Linked DNA regions of Homo sapiens: region 1 is linked to region 2. A link is a loop called in an ENCODE intact Hi-C map of the cell type or tissue named here. Cell type or tissue: HepG2. All regions are shown on one strand.

The links. Hi-C counts contacts between places; a loop is a spot of excess contacts. Peaks named below come from ENCODE experiments on the same cell type or tissue, not always from the same donor. Only the 100,000 strongest peaks of a DNase experiment are listed, where the experiment ranks them.
Region 1: a loop joins it to region 2, with 35 times the contacts of the local background. A loop is called at or near these places in 1 of 110 quality-filtered maps.

Annotation. Positions count from the first base shown.
Region 1 is chr14:95,079,869-95,084,868 of GRCh38, forward strand. No RefSeq gene overlaps it. Among named protein-coding and RNA genes, the nearest start is that of MIR3173, 56 kb to the right of the region's middle. In HepG2, no CTCF peak of the experiment used is centred here; no DNase peak of the experiment used is centred here.
Region 2 is chr14:95,299,300-95,304,299 of GRCh38, forward strand. The region is part of intron 1 of CLMN (calmin); the gene reads right to left. Among named protein-coding and RNA genes, the nearest start is that of CLMN, 18 kb to the right of the region's middle. RefSeq lists an enhancer at 3,687-4,188. In HepG2, no CTCF peak of the experiment used is centred here; DNase peaks (open chromatin) are centred at 1,212 and 1,882; H3K4me3 peaks cover 839 bases.

The DNA of each region.
Region 1 (5,000 bases), 220 kb before region 2:
CCTTTCTTTCAAAAGACCCACATAAACCGGGAAATTCTTGGATGACGGTTCAAATGCTTTTGTTTTGGATGGACATGGGTTCAACCCTCTTACTGGGATCTCAGGCAAATTACTTCACTTCTCCATACCTCGTTTTGCCCATCTCTAAAGTGAGGATTGTAGCGACAATTAGCACTTGTTATGGACAACTGTCAGGGCACTGCACCCAGCGTTTTACGTGAACTCTCATTTAATCTGAATGATTCTTGGCTCCTCATAGTAAAGGCAAGGTTATGAGACTAAAATAGGTTAAGTAACTTGCCCAAATTCCACAGTGCTGGAAACCAGGCGTCCTGACTCTAGTCCTCAATCAGAATCTCTACGAGCCACGTTCCTCCAAAAACCACCATTTTCATAATTGCCTTGAGAAGTGAATGGCATAAAACAGATAAAACGTTGAGCACAGACATGGCACTTATTACATGTTTGACAAATCTTAGCTAGGTGGGCCGCAAGTCCCTATATAAAATCCTTGCCTTGAGACCAATGTGTTTGGCAATTCAGAGTTTTCTGAATTTTAGAAAATTCAGTGTGTAAGCCATCTATTAGGTGATGGCCCCAGCAGCATCTGCAGCAGGACCAGTAATGAGGCATGTTAATATTGCTGTTGCCAAACCTAGGATTAGCCACGCTAAATGGGATAGAGACTATATATAGGCTCAACTCAGTAGAGGTCAGGTGTTGCTGCTAAGTAAGTTCTGGAAACCTGATTTTCAGTGTGTTTTGGACTTCAGAATTATGAGCCTGTATTAGTGCCCAAGATACATGGTCTTCCTCCATATGCACAAGGAAGTATGTGTGAGGGTACTAGCTACACCTTTGCTCCTGACAAATTAATGTGAGAACGTTACAAATATCTAACAGAGAATAAGCTAAACCAGTGAGGGAACCTCCATACAATGAAATAGTATGTGAATGTTACAGAGAAAACAGTTGGCTTTACAAGTGTGTGTCCACAGACACATATACATACGTAAAAAGTCACTGAGCTACATGTATTAAGATTAGTGCACTTTATGCATATTACTGTATGTTTTAACTTCAATTATAAAGAAAAAATCCGAAAATTTCATATGGAATATTCTCAAATAAGTTAGCTAAAAAAGCAATAGGTAGAAGTGTGCTGAGTGTGCTACCATGTAAAAGCAGTAAGGACATAGCCAGTCACTTATTTGTGTAAAACTTCTGAAAAAAATACTCAAAGAAACTAGGTAACATTGGTTGCCTTTGAGGAAAAGTACTACACAAAGAGAAATACTTTTCATGGTAGAGCTTTTTGTACATTTTTAGGTGTTTTTATTTTAACCATGTGGTTGTAGTTCCTATAGGAAAAATATTCTTAAAAAAAAGCTTACTCCTGAAGTCCTAGCACTTTGGGAGGCCGAGGTGGGCGGATGGCTTGACTCCAGGAGTTCGAGACCAGCCTGGACAACATAGTAAAACCCCATCTCTACAAATAAAACAAAAATTAGCTGTGTGTGGTGGTGCACGCCTGTAGTCCCAGCTACTTGGAGGGCTGAGCTAGATCACTTGAGCCAGGACGTTGAGGTTGCAGTGAGCCGTGTTCGCACCACTGCACTCCAGCCTGGGTGACAAAGTGAGACCCTGCCTTAAAAAATAATTAAAATTAAAAAACAATGAAAAGCTTACTACCTATACTATTGAGATTCAGCTATCAAGTTCTCCAAACCCTCTCTCCCTGATCCAGGGAAGGGCAAGGTGACTGACTACAGTGGCACTAGGGTTGTGATAATTTCCAAAGTTAGGGGAGAATGTGCAGATAAACTGGAGCTTTGAGATCTCAGGCCCAAAGATCGGGATGAGTAAGTGTGAACGCCCAATCCAAACTGTGGGGCCCTACGAGCAAGGTCAGGGAGGTATGAATCAGGCAGGGGCACAGAGCTCAGCATAGGTTTTGAGTAAATGTGTAAAGGGATAATGTGCACACACGTGTGTGTATGTTGCTCCTGGCTCCTCTCCACTCAGCACCCTGAAGATGATTGCCGACCTCCAATGCTAACTTCTGAAAATGGTTGGCTTTAGGGTCAGAGAGGCAAAATATAAAAACAAATCATTTTTGGTCCTGTGGTGATACAATGTTCTTTAAGTTTGGTTTAGCCACATGGGTTAGATAACTGACCATATATTCATTTTGTCAAATTTAGGCTGTGTGCTGGGTACTGATCTACAGCAGGAAGCAGGACGAGGTCCTACCCTCATGGAGCATCCCTTCTAGTATCATGTGGGGGACAGCTAGAGACAAGGTGATAGAGTGCAATGTTAAATCCATGATAGTTATGGGGGGCTACCTTATATTAATACGGGATGTCCTCTGAGCAGTAGTTGAATGGGACCCTGAATGATAGGAGCCAACCATGCCAACACATTTCCATTAAAGATGCGTGTTTTCTGGATGCCAGCTCTGCACCAAACACCTTCCCTGTATCCTTTCACTTAATCCTCATGACCACCCTCTGGGTTCCAGTTATTACTATCATCACTTGTAGAGTGCACAGAAACAAAGCATTTTGTCCAAGGTCACACAGTCAAGTGACAGAGAAGGCTTCACACACACGAAGTCCGACCCCAGAGCCTCCCCTGAACTCTGTACTAGGATGAGCTTAGTGCTCAGTGAAACCAGCAAGACCCTCGTGACTAAAGCACACTGAGACGACTCAGCCGTGGAGGGGCCGGATCACACAGGCTTTGTAGGCCATGGGAGGAGTTTAGTTCTATTTTGATTTCTATTTTAACTATTCTGGCTACAATGTGGAAAACAGATCAGAGAGGGGAAAAGGGTGGAAGCAGGAAGACCCGTTAGGAGGCTGTGACACAGTCCAGGTAAAAGCAATGGTTGTTCGATCAGGGTGCTGGCAGTGGAAAGGGGATTACACTTTATCTAGGAGGCCAAATCAACAGAATTTGCTGACGGACGACTGACAGGATGCAAGACTACGAGGGAAGGACAGGAACCAAGGATGACCCTTGGTAAGCTTTTCGTTTGGGCAGCTGAGATGGGTGGAGGGACTGTTTGCAGAGCACCATTTCAACAGAAGAGCACTAGAAAAATGTGAGGGTTCAACAAATGGTGCTGGAGAAACTGGATATTCACATGCAAAAGAATGAGGCTGGACCATTACCTTATACCACAGAGAGTCCCCAACGTATGATGGCTCAACTTAATGACTTTTTGACTTTCTGATGGTGCAAAACTGATATGCATCCAGTAGAAACCATACTTTGAGGACCTAGCCGGTTCCCCCCACACAGCCCACAGCGGCTCACGCCTGTAATACCAACACTTTGGGAGGTCGAGGCAGGGGGATCACGAGGTCAAGAGATCAATGCTCATCCTGGCCAACATGGTGAAACCCCATCTCTACCAAAAATACAAAACTTAGCTGGGCGTGGTGGCACACGTCTGTAGTCCCAGCTACTTGGGAGGCTGAGGCAGGAGAATCGCTCTAACCCAGGAGGCGGAGGTTGCAGTGAGCCAAGATTGCACCACTGCACTCCAGCCTGACAACAGGGCAAGACTCCATCTCAAAAAAATAAAAATAATAAAACAGGCTTTGTGTTAGATAATTTTGCCCAAGTGTAGGCTAATGTGTGTTCTGAGCACATTTACATTAGGCTAGGCAAAACTATGATGTTCAGTAGGTTGGGTGGATTGAATAATTTTTTTTTGAAACAAGGTCTCACTCTGCTGCCCAGGTTAGAGTACAGTGGCATGATCATGGCTCAGCCCAGCCTTGACCTCCCCAGGCTCAGATGATCTTCGACCTCAGCTTCCTGAGTAGCTGGGACTAAAGGCATGTGCCACCACACCCAGCGAATTGTATTTTTATAGAGATGAGCTTTTGACATGCTGCCCAGACTGGTCCGAACTCTGGAGCTCCAGCAATCTGCCCACCTTGGCCTCCCAAAGTGCTGAGATTATAGGTGTGAGCCACTGCGCTGGGGCAAATGCATTTTTGACTTAAGATATTTTCAACTTACGATGGGTTTACTGGGACATAACTCCATCATGACTAGAGAAGCTTCTGTACGAAAGCTAACTCATAATGGACCAAAGACCCAGTGTAAGAGCTAAAACTATAAAACTCTCATCCAGAATATATACAGAACTTCTAAAACTCAACAACAAAAAAACCCAATTCAAGAATGGGTAAAAGGGACTTGAATAGATAATTTTCCAAAGAGACAAATGGTCAATAAGCCATTAAAAGATGCTCAACATCTCTAATCATTAGGAAAATGTAAATCAAAACCACAATAAGATACCACTTTACATCCGTTAGGATGGCTCTTAGCAAAAACACATAAAACAAGTATTGGTGAGGATGTGAAGAAACTGGAACTTGGTGCATTACTGGTGGGAAAGTAAAATAGTGTAGTCACTATAGAAAACAATATGGTGACTTCCCAAAAAATTAAGCAGAATTACCATACAATCCAGCAATTCTACTTCTGGGTATATACTCTAAAGAACTGAAAGCAGTGACCCAAACAGGTATGTCTACACTAATGTTTACAGCAGCACTGTTCACAACAGCCAAAAGGTGGAAGCAACCCCAATGTCCATTGGCAGATGAATAAACAAAATGTGGTCTATGCATATAATGGGATATTATTCACCTTAAAAAGCAAATTCTGACATGTGCCATGGTATGGATGAACCATGAAGACGTTATGCTAAGTGAAGTCAGACACAAAAGGGCAAACATTGTCAGATTCCCCTTATATGAGGTACTTAGAAAAATTAAATTCAGAGACACAAAGTAGAATGAGGTTGCCAGGGATTTGGAGGGAAAGGAATATTAGTGTTTAATGGGTAGAGTTTTAATTTGGGATAAAGAAAATGTTCTGGAGATGGGCCAGGCGCGGTGGCTCACGCCTATAATTCCAGCACTTTGGGAGGCTGAGGCAGGCAGGAAGATCACGAGGTCAGGAGATCAAGA
Region 2 (5,000 bases):
CATTCTGGGCTCTTCAGTGCCCAGGCCCCACTGGGTCCATGACTGAATGGGAGACACTGTGAAGGAGCAAGAACACTGTCCAAGAGCCAGGTCTCTCCTCCAGCCCCACGGGACACGCACCAGGGCTTCCGGCATTCATTCATTCATGCCACTGTTTGCTAAGTGCCTATGCTGCACCAGGTGCAGCACCAGGTGCTGGAGACACAGGAGGATGAGAGCAGGGCTGCTGTCCACAAGGACTCACAATGCAGTGGGGAGACAGCAACCTGTCCACGCCCACTAGGAAGTAGAAGGTAAATGATGGGATGCAAACAGGGCTTCTGAGGTTGGAAGAGACCCTGCTACAAAGAGGCAGAGCCAAGATTCGAGTCCAGGCTGTGGGCTCTAAGCTGTGTGATCATCACCCTATGCCACCACCTCCCACTTGGATTTTTTCTGCATTTAAATCCAGTGTCGCAGACCTGACCTGTGCTGGCCCTCTCCCTTCCCTGCCCAACCTTTGGTTACCTTTCCTCCTCATTTTCATTCTCGCCTTCCATTAGAACTAGCTCAATAGTTCTTTCATTTTTCTGTGTTAAGTGCCAAGTGACAGGAGTTTGGGGGGACCCAGAAACCTATACCCTGAAAGAAACAGAATGGCAGTCAAGCATAAATGTTGACCAAGGGCAATAAAATGTTTGACCTCATCATTGTTTTTCTAGGAACCTATCCTGCGGAAATTTCACCCCAACATAGAGACGCCTCTACAGAGCGAGACGCTCAATCAGGAAGCTCTGATTGGAAAGCAGCCTCCCGTCTCCCACTATGGAGGTGGCCCAGATGCTCAGTGGGGCACGGTGTGGCCACTCCATGGGCACCACTGGGTTAGCTCTGGGCCAGGCTCCCAGAGGTGGCTGAGACCACATCCTGCCCCCAAAGGGCTCACACCCAGTGCGGGAGTCACCACAGTGTGACAATGAAGTGGCACCCCAAAGCACATAGATGAGTAAAACAAAAGTCACCCCAACTCTGTGGGCTGGTGTCAGAGCCAACCTGTGGAGCCTCTTTGGAGCTGAGCCTGTTTTAAAAGAAGCAAATCACAGACCTTTTGGACTCTCTGATAACGCCCCAGTCCATTGCTTCACTGAATGGAAGAAATCCAGAACCTGCCTCCAACAGCAAAGATGTGACCATCTTCACCTGGCAGGGCACAGGGCTCTGTGTATTCGGTACTCCAGATCAAAGGAGACCTCTAATGGAAACTTTGTTAGCTCAGGGCAATAGAGCATGTCCATGAGCCACGCTGCTGCCTACATCGGCTTCTGGGTGAGTTGTTCCCTCTGCAAGGAACGTTCCTCCCCCTCCCATCTGGCTAACTCCCATTTATTCTTCTCATTTCCACTTAAAAACACTACCTTCTCTGAACAGCCTTCCATAAAACATAATGCAGGGTCCCCTTGTTAGATACTCTCCCTGTAGTCTGCCATCACAGCCATCATTATATCCCGATGAGACCGGGGGGACTGACTCCCTGCCATGGAGCAGAGACTAGGTCTGTTCTCCTCACTTCTGTATCCCCAGTGCCTGGGAAAGAGCCTGGAACCGAGCAGACGCTCAATAAATATTTGTAGGAAGCTGCTGTTGCATGAAGTTAACTCAGGAATCAGAAGGGCTCTGGTTGGTTTGACTTGAAAATAGGCAATATTTTAGAAAATAGAAATAAAAGTTGCAGATTCTGCACCTGATGCACTAAGTAATTTTCCATGAAGTAACTTTCCAAAAGGGTCATGCACTATTGTGTCACTTTGTTGGATTCTTCCCACAACTGGAGAGTATCGGGTTATAATGGACACAATTCACAGAACAGCTATTACATCAACTATTGATTTTCCAAGGGCCCCAAAGCTGAAGCTGCACATCAAAGAGTCTTTTGAGTGAAGGCACATGTAGTTCCCATAATTCTTGTGTGTCCGAGAGTGGGGACAGCTCTTTGGAGAAACACAGCTCCCCCTTCATTTGCCTATTACCCTACCAGCTCTCAAATGGGCAGTACCACTCCCAGGTGGAAATGCGGGGGGAATTTTTGACTGCCACATGACTGGCATTTTGTGGACTCACTCAAGGATGTTAAAACCTCCTGCCGTGTGTGGAACATCCCACTCATAGAGGACCATCCTGCTCCAAAAGCCAGGAGTGGCCACCCCACACTCACACATTGAGGGATGCTGGCCTCCAGCCAGCCTAGGCCATGTCCACAGGGTGAAATGGCTGCAAGGGAAAATGAATCCAAAAGGTCACTTCATTATTAATGAGGACCCCCTACTCCCTCATCCCCAGGTCTGCTGCCCACCCAGGATGGACCGGTCACCTTCCTGAACAACCAGCACATTCCTGCCCTTGCATGCTGGCTCATACCAACCTACTAGGTCACCTGGAGGCCATCCCCACCAAGCCCCACCTACTTGAGCCTCCACCCAACGCAAAGTCCTTCTATAGGAAACTTTCCTGGATCACTCAACCCCAATAATCTCTCCCATCTCCAAAAAATTCCAGACCTCCAACCAGACAATTCACTTAGTACGTGTCAACTACTGCTGTGTACTCTCCACAACATGGTCCCTGAGTGCAGACACCAAGTCTGACATGCCCCAGCATCACCCCAACAGACTGACTAAGTGACCGATTCATTCACCTCATTCAGTTGGGCCACCACAACACTGAGCTATGGTCGTGCCATGAACTCCAGCCTGGACAACAGGGCAAGACCCCATCTCGAAAAAAGAAAGGAAGCAGGTGGATCACTTGAGTTAGGAGTTTGAGACCAGCCTGGCCAACACAGTGAAACCCCATTTCTACTAAAAATACAAAAAAATTAGTGGGGCATGGTGGTGTGCACCTGTAATCCCAGCTACTCAGGAGGCTGAGGCAGGAGAATCGCTTGAACCCGGGAGGCAGAGGTTGCAGTGAGCCAAGATCGCGCCACTACACTCCAGCCTGGGCAACAGAGTGAGACTTTGTCTCAAAAATTAAAAAAATTAAAACAAAAAAAGAGGAAGGAAGGAAAGAAGGAAGGAGGGAAGGAGGGAGGAAGGAAAAGGTTAGCCTAGACCTAGTCCTGATGAACTGAAATATAACATGAGCCACACACAAAATGTTACATTTTCCAGTAGCCCTGTTATATATAAAGTCAAAAGAAACAGGGGAAATTGATTTTAACAATATATATATTTTTAATCTACTATATCCAAAGTATTATCATTTCAACATTTAGGTAATATTTTAAAACGATTAATGGTATTAATGAGATTGACCACCAAAGCAAACACATTCCTCTTTTACTTTAAATAAAGGAAAAAAACAAAAGTTGATTCATAAAAACCCTTTACTAGTATTGGGCATTTTTAACACTCATGACTTCACTGAGTCTCCCAAACAACCCTGGGAGGGCTTGACTATTTGTTCAAGTGACATTACAGATAGAAGAGACCAACACACCACAAGGACCCATAATTTGGCTAAAGCGCTGCAGCTGCAAAGTGAAGAAGCTAAAATTCAAATCTGGGCCTGGCTTCAAACACCTCCTCTTTTCACCACAGGCCAGGCAGCCTGTCCTTTCTCTGGCTTTGTTCTTATTGATCAACTATGTTTACTAGATAAGGGCTGCAGGATAAGCAGGCATCATTTCAGCGGTGCTGGAGGGTCAGGTAGTGATTTGTTCTTTACTGGAGTCTCCAAAGAGTGTTTCCACAGTGCTCCTAGTTCCAGGTAATCCAAACCATGCAAAAATGTAGAAGATCAAGTAAAGTCAGTATCTGATAGAGGCTCAAGCAGGATAACTTTTAATCCTGCCATGAAGAAAAGCTTAACTTTAAAAACTTGGCACCAGCCAGTTCTCCCCTCAGGGAGCCTGTGGCTTTGGGCTTGAGGAGGTTTTATAAAAGCAAGCAGGACTCCAACACCAAACAATGCATGTTCTACCAAATAACTCATTCCCTCAGCGGTGTGGCTTTTCTCTCCCAAGGGGCCAAAGCACCCTATGTGCAGCAGAGGCTGCAGCTTTAAAACAGCAGTAATCACAACAAGTGCACGATGGTGAGCGGGGTGTCAAATTAACCCCACGCCCACCCCTGCCACGCCAAGCTCAGAAGAGCTTTCAGTCCACTGATGGGCAATTAGGGGCCGGGGAGGACCTTGGCGGGGAGTTCATTAGAGAACGTCCTCTGCCTCTGCAGCTGCACCCCATATGGGCCCCCAACCCTCACGCCTTGGGACCTCAACCACGGATGAACCAAAGTGTGCGGCTGAGAAAATAGCCATTAGGTGTGACCAATGCCTCCTCTGCAATGCCCCCGATTTCTCCTGGTAACCAGTATTCAGCAGCAGCCTGGGAAATGGTCAAAATGGAATGAACATAGCCAGCAGGCATCTGCAGACTTGGAATCTCCAAAGCTAGGATGATGGCAGCACCCATTTACCAGCCTCCCATCTGGCTGTTTGCCAGCCTCCCATCTGGCTGTTCTGAGATGCCTGGAAAGGAAGGGAGAGATTTCTCAGAGATGAGGACGGACCCAACTGGGCTTCTAATTTTAGTCCATCTCCCAACTTTATTGAAACCTAGAGGAAAGGGATTTTGTTTTATGTATGCATTACATATTTAGATAATAAACCCTCAACGATGGCAAGAACAGAAGAAGGGGAGACAGCAATACAATTCTAGGTGGTAGCAAGAAGGACCAGTGGTCACGGATTTGGCAAACTCAAAGAAATCTACATCTTCAGCCAGACGTGGTGGCTCACACCTGTAATCCCAGCACATTGGGGGTCCAAGGTGAGAAGATCACTTGAGCCCAGGAGTTTGATGCCAACCTGGGCAACATAGTGAGACTTTGTCTCTACAAAAAAATAAACAAAATTAGGCATGGTGGTGCATGCCTGTGGTCCCAGCTACTTGGGAGACTGAGGCAGGAGGTTTGATTGAGCCTAGGAGTTCAAGGCTGCAGTTTGCCATGATGGTGCCACTG